Linked DNA regions of Homo sapiens: region 2 is linked to region 1. Evidence: chromatin contacts called from ENCODE Hi-C or POLR2A ChIA-PET data. All regions are on one chromosome and are shown on one strand. The core of a region is the stretch at or near the end of the contact, and the rest is flanking DNA. Distances in the headings are between cores, read along the strand shown.

Region 1 (3,010 bases), core at 367-2,866:
TGGAATTTTCAGGTAAGAGAGAGAATGATGTAGAAGTGGCAGCGAGGAGCAAAGACACTTACACACTTTGGGCCCATGATATGAGAGCTATGGGAAAGAAATGACCACAACTTTGAAGGCTGCGGGAGAAGCAGTGTCCTTGGGGTCATCCCAAGTTCACTTAGAGTGATGGGGAGAGATGAATGTTCAGAGAGGATATTGATGCTCTTTGGGACTTGCCAACGAAGGAAATGAGTACCAGGGCAGGAGGTTGCATCAGATTAGAGGATTTCCAGAGTGGGTCAGGGATTGGAGATGACTCTGGAGTCTTGGACATACTGTGGTATTAATAAAACAAGCACCTATTATTTACTGAGTCTTGCTATACACTCTAAGTACATGATCTAATTGGGTTCTCTCAACAGTCCTTTGAGGCAGATACAGAAATTACTACCATCTTATAGTTAAGGCAGCAGTTTCAGAGATAAAGTGACTTGGCTACAGTCACACTGTGACTAACTTTTCTAGCTAGGTGGGAATCAGCCTGCCTAATTTCAAAGTCCATGTTCTTTACTGTTTCACAAAGCCTAGTATGTGATACTTCTTGTATGGATTTTATGAAGATCCATAGCCAAAGGTATGTTCCATTTAATTTTAAGTTTTCTTTTGGGTTTACCATAGTTGAGGTTTCCAGATAAGAAGACCTTTGGCAGAATTGCTCTTCCCTTACCACCTCCTTATCTACCTTCTTCTAATCCATTCAACCATCATCCAGACATCTTTTCATTCATTCAGTGAACATTCCCTGAGCACCTGCTATGTTTCCAGCCTCATGCACTGGGGGTAGGAGAGAAATAAATCAGATGCAGTCTCTGCCTTCTGAGAACTCCCCATCTGGTGTGGGCTTGGGGAGGTGGCAGTTAACTAAATCAATACAGGGTTGTGGGGACCTTCATGGAGGAAAGATTTTATGGCAAAGGTAACTCAGCTCAACAGAGGCCCTGGCACTTTGCCCATAGCTTGCCATTTTTTAAAATTCAAATTTAAATTTTTTATATTTTGTAGAGATGGGGGTCTTGCTATATTGCCCAGGCTGGTCTTGAACTCCTGGCCTCAAGTGGCCCCCCTGCCTCGGCCTCCCGAAGTGCTGGGATTATAGGCATGAGCCACCATGCTGGCTCCTAGCTTGCCATTTGCACTCAATACTGTTTTTATTTTTTGCTGAGACACCAGAGTGCCTCAACTCCAGGTGCTACCTCAAACAGTTGCCCAGGAGACCCTAGGGCCTCTCTCTTCTTGGGAAAAATGGGCACGAATTGATAGAATTCATTTTCTCACTCAGCTTTTTGAGAGCCTGGACTTAAACCATTTCAGACAAGCTGCAGTATATTTATGCTTTTTATGTCCTGTTATGGCAGCTCGATAGATTAATTTTATCTTATAAATTGCATTTTGCCTCCCCAGTGTTTTTATTTTCCCTGTTGTATCTTTGTGTTCTTCTCAGTTGCTTGGCTAAGTTTCAGGTCTTACGGTTTTATTTATTTTTCTTTCTCTTTGTGATTGCCTGTAGCTCAGCCCCCTGTGGGAGCAGCCTACCAGGACAGCCCAGGAGAGCAGAAAGGAATTAAAACCACATCTTCTGTCTGGAGAGACAAGGAAATGGACAGTGATCAGCAAAGAAGCTACGAGATTGGTCAGAATTCAGCCCCTGTGTGTATTGAACAGCTTCCATGTGCCAGGCACCATTTGGATGTTTTATCTAAAAATTATTACTAAGCCCATAGCAGCCCTCTCAGGGCATTATTATCATTCCAGTCTAACACATGGGAAGCTGAGGTTTTAAGAAATAATTGACCCAGGGTCACCCAGCTGGTAAGTAGGAGAAGAGTCAAGGTACAGTAGGATGTCAGAACCCACCCGTCCATGTGTCAGCATGCTTCTCTACCAGGCAGTGGGCTGGGTTCTGGTGGTTCAACATGAAAAGACACAGCCTGCTCTTAGGGACCCCACAGCTCGGAGGAGACAATCATCCCAACAGCCTGTTAGTATTCAGCGCGGGGCTGCCTGTTGCTGAGGTGTGCTTGGTGTTGGTCCGTGTGCCCAGGAGGAGTGGGTCAGAAGAGAGCCTGAGGCTGAGACTGGGTTTGTGGGGTTTGCCAGGCAGATCAGTGGAAAAGGTGCAGAGATACGGGTGAGGGCAGAGGCAAGTTGTATTCCTTTCTTTTTAAAATTATGAAGTATTAGAAGCATACATAAGCACAAAAGATAATATAACAAATACTCATGTTCTCATTCAACCAGAATGAACAAATGCCTACATTCTTTTTATGTTAGATATTTTTCCCCCTTCATTAAAAAAAATCACTATTAATCCAGATCTAATTCACTCTGTTAGAAATAATTGTCCTCAAGAATCCTAAATTTGTCATGGGATGGCCATGGGGACACCAGTCTCTGGAAAAATACTGAGTTGTGGTATATACACTGTTGTATACTTTTGCAAGGTCCAGAGTCACTGCAGTGAACACATGGTCACATGCTTCTGCGTGTTCTGGGCTTTGAGGAGAAAGCTACTCTACCAGGCAATAAAGTCCCCCTTAGCTGAATTGTGGAAAGTTGTAGAACTATAGTATTTCTTATAATGCAAATATTCATAAATGGTCTTGGGGACATCTTTTGATTTCTTCTTGATAGTTATTAATACAGACTTCTTAACTAATCGACAGCTTCCCTTTCCCTGTCAGTACTTCCCTTCATTACTGAATGTCTTTCATTTTTCTGAATGTGCTTCCAGAACTTTGTATGTGAATTGCATCTGCCTGAACTTCCACCTTTTAATTGTTGCGCAGCTGAGGCTGGGTGCTGCGTGTGACATCTTCATTGCTGTTTCTTTTTCACAAGGCCCTTGACAGATACTTGGGATGTGAATAAAGGATTTTACAGGCATCTTGGCCTTCACATTGAGGGTTAAGAACTCTCTCTCTCTTTGCTCATGCACCGCGGTACAGGAGATTGGATTGCAGGAGTGTTA
Region 2 (3,010 bases), core at 227-2,726, 89 kb before region 1:
TTTAGAAAGGTCTTTCTGCCTGCCCTTGGGGAATGGATTGACACTGGGGCTGGGTAGAAGACTGGTTCTCAGGCTGATGCAGAAATCCAGGAAAGAGCTGATGGTGACCAAAGTGGAGGTGACAGAGCTGGGAATGGAGGAGAACAGGCTAGAAGGTAGAGTGGATGTGATGGGCTTGAAGGGCTTGGTGACTGACTGGATCTGGGGGATAAGGGGAAAAGCTACAGTGACACACCCTTGCCCAGGCATTTTTTTTTTTTTTTTTTTTTTTTTTAGATGGAGTCTTAACTCTGTCCTCCAGGCTAGAGTGCAGTGGCGTGATCTTGGCTTACTGCAACCTCAGCTTCCCAGGTTCAGGTGATTCTCTTACCTCAGCCTCCTGAGCAGCTGGGATTACAGTTGCCCGCCACCAAAAAAGCCTGGCTAATTTTTGTATTTTTAGTGGAGACAGCGTTTCACCATGTTGGCCAGGCTGGTCTTGAACACCTGACCTCAGGTGATTTGCCGGCCTCTCAAAGTGCTGGGATTACAGACATGAGCCACTGTGCCTGGCCCTTGCCCAGGTTTTGAACATGAGCAGCTGTGGGGTGGTGCAATTTATTGAATTTTGTTGGGGGAAAAGGAAAAAGAGGAAATGTTTTTGGGTGGAGGGAGAGGGAAGATGATACCTTCAGTTGGCACATGTTGGGTTTGAGGGCCTGTGAGCTTCAGTGAGTAGAGTCTAGGATGTGGTTGGGTGTATGAATTAAAGCTTGAATTAGAGGAAGTATAGATTCATTCCTTAACCAACTACTGAGTGTGGCCTTGGGAATGCGTGCTGGGAATGCAGGGCTGAACGTTGTCCTGCTTCTATGGTGCTCTCAGTGTGGGAGGGGATAGATGTTAAAAAAAATATATGTCGTGATTGATGCCGTGATAGAGGTGAGCCCAGGGTTCCGTGCTGTGACAAAAGCAAGGTGTGATCAGCTCTGCCTGGGCGTGGAATGGGGAGGGCTTGTCAGACAAGGAGTCCTGCGAGTTGGGTGAGGACGCTTTGCCTAGCAGAGAGAACAGCACGTAAAGGTACAGAGCCTGGCACATTTTAAGGTGATCCTAGAGGAGAGTGGTCCTGTTAGCATGTGCCACAGAAGCTTAATTGCTCATCTTTTTTTGGAAGGGGGACTTTGGGAAGGGTTAACGTGTATCAAGTACTTACTGTGTTCTAGGTGGTAGAGTCTCCATGGATGTCGGATCAGAGCTTTGCTAAAGGCGGCATCTTCCTGGGATTTCCCATAGGTCTGACTGGAGAGGCACCAAAACCCAACATGTCAGTCCTATGAATGCAGCTGTCTCTCAGGGATAGCTGTGTCCCAGGCGCACTCCCAGAGATCAGTGCAGCAGTCAGATGCCAGCTCTGGATTTTTGCTCAGGGTGTGGCCCTCTTTGTGGTGAAACCTTCCTGGGTGTGTAGGATCAGCGTGTTCCCTCCCTGAAGGCAGGCCTGCCTAGGAAGCTAAGTCAAGGTCAGATGGTTAGCAGAAAACTGGAGCCAGAGTCCTTGGTTTTGCCCTGGTGAGACGGATCCAGATCTGCGACACAGATTGACTCACTGTTGGGCAGGGCAAGGTATTGAATCTTTAGGGCCCAGGGACCCCTCACGTGGATGGACTCTGCCAATATCTTTCTGGGCTCCCACCACCCTTTTTAAAGGTGCATGCTTTAGCTACTTTATTGTCTTCAATCTGGCCTTTGAGCTGCTCTGTGTCTTTAAGGCAGTTAATACTGGGAAGTCCTGCAGATCAAATATGCCAACAGATATGATCTGTTTGGCTTACAGTATTTTTTAAAGTGTGAATTAGTTGCCAGTATGTAAAAAATTGAATTTCATGCAGAAGTCTGGATTTCCACCTTCTGTTTAAAACCTAGGAGATTGGCAGCCCTGGGTATCATCTTGCTGGATTGAGGCTACCCCTCCCCTTAGATGGGCTTGGTGCTCCAGCTTGGCCACAGGAGTCCCCACCAGGCCTGCCTACTTTTTCTTTTCTCTATGTAGAACTTGCTTTAAGGTAACTAAAAAAAAAAAAAAATTCAGTTTTATTGGTGTATAAATTACATACAACACAGTGCTTCAATTTTAAGTGTATATAGTTCGGTGACTACCTCTCCCATTGATTATGTGACGATTTCAAAGTTGAGCCCCTAGAGGGCAATCTTACACCTCTTTCCAGGTTTTCTGGGGCATTGCACTGGTGCTGCCTGGCACCTTGTCTCCTAGTGCATTGCTAGGTGCTTTAGTTACCTTTGTCTCCCTCTTTACCTTCATCCCAGGAAGCTGTGCTTCACTAGGGCAGCTCTGTCTGACTGCAAAATCTTTCTTCTTTCTCCCAAACTAAGTTGCTTTCTTGGTTTAGCTGCAGAAAGGCTATTCTGAGGGTCTTCTGACAAAATGCTAATTGTTACATGTTAAAAAAAAAAAGTAATAATTATAACAACTGTCATTTGTTGAGTTCCACCATATTCCAGGAGCAGTGCAAGATTGTTTTAAATAGCTTGTCTCTGGTCCACAATCACAAGTCACCCCTATTTTGTAGCTGAGGAGGCACAGGCTCAGAGAGATGGAATTACTTGCCATGGCCAAGGGGCAGTTGATATGGGATAATTTGGTAATTATATTGTGTTATTTGATAACACAGCCCAGAGAGGGATGTGTTCAGCTGTTCCTGAGTGGGGCACTAGGGGTGCAGGTAGCAAAGCTTCCTGGAGGGGAGCTTAATTAGCTTTGGCAGGATGAATGGGTGTTTGTCAGGTAGAGGTGGGGGTGAGGCGGGGGTAGGGTGGGGAAGGGCATTTTAGGTAGAAGGAATAGCACGAGCAAAGGTGTAGAGGCATGAAACAGTCTGGCTTCGGGAGAGAACTGAAAGTGAGGCTACTGAGTGGAGATGGAGAGGGTGATGGTTTCCCGTGAGAGATGAGACTGAAGCTGTCGGCAGGGCCCTCTGATCTGGTAGGCCCTAAGACCTAGGACCTGGAA

The links. Hi-C counts contacts between places; a loop is a spot of excess contacts on that map. ChIA-PET counts read pairs that join two places held with the same protein, here RNA polymerase II (POLR2A). Pooled maps may share reads with other maps.
Region 2: POLR2A ChIA-PET joins it to region 1 with 16 read pairs in A549. The contact joins two enhancer-like sites. A Hi-C loop is called at or near these places in 1 of 168 maps with a recorded cell type or tissue (mammary epithelial cell) and 1 of 50 pooled maps. POLR2A ChIA-PET finds 5 or more read pairs at or near these places in 2 of 52 experiments (A549 and PC-9).

What each region holds. Positions count from the first base shown.
Region 1 is chr9:120,442,282-120,445,291 of GRCh38, reverse strand. CDK5RAP2 (CDK5 regulatory subunit associated protein 2) reads left to right here. Exons shown (of 38, transcript NM_018249.6): 23 at 1,550-1,672. Among named protein-coding and RNA genes, the nearest start is that of CDK5RAP2, 140 kb to the left of the region's middle. Within about 2 kb of position 1,616, at least 3 of the 41 ENCODE cell types and tissues checked have a DNase peak (open chromatin) inside an H3K27ac peak, as active enhancers do.
Region 2 is chr9:120,531,062-120,534,071 of GRCh38, reverse strand. The region is part of intron 7 of CDK5RAP2 (CDK5 regulatory subunit associated protein 2); the gene reads left to right. Among named protein-coding and RNA genes, the nearest start is that of CDK5RAP2, 48 kb to the left of the region's middle. Within about 2 kb of position 1,476, at least 11 of the 41 ENCODE cell types and tissues checked have a DNase peak (open chromatin) inside an H3K27ac peak, as active enhancers do.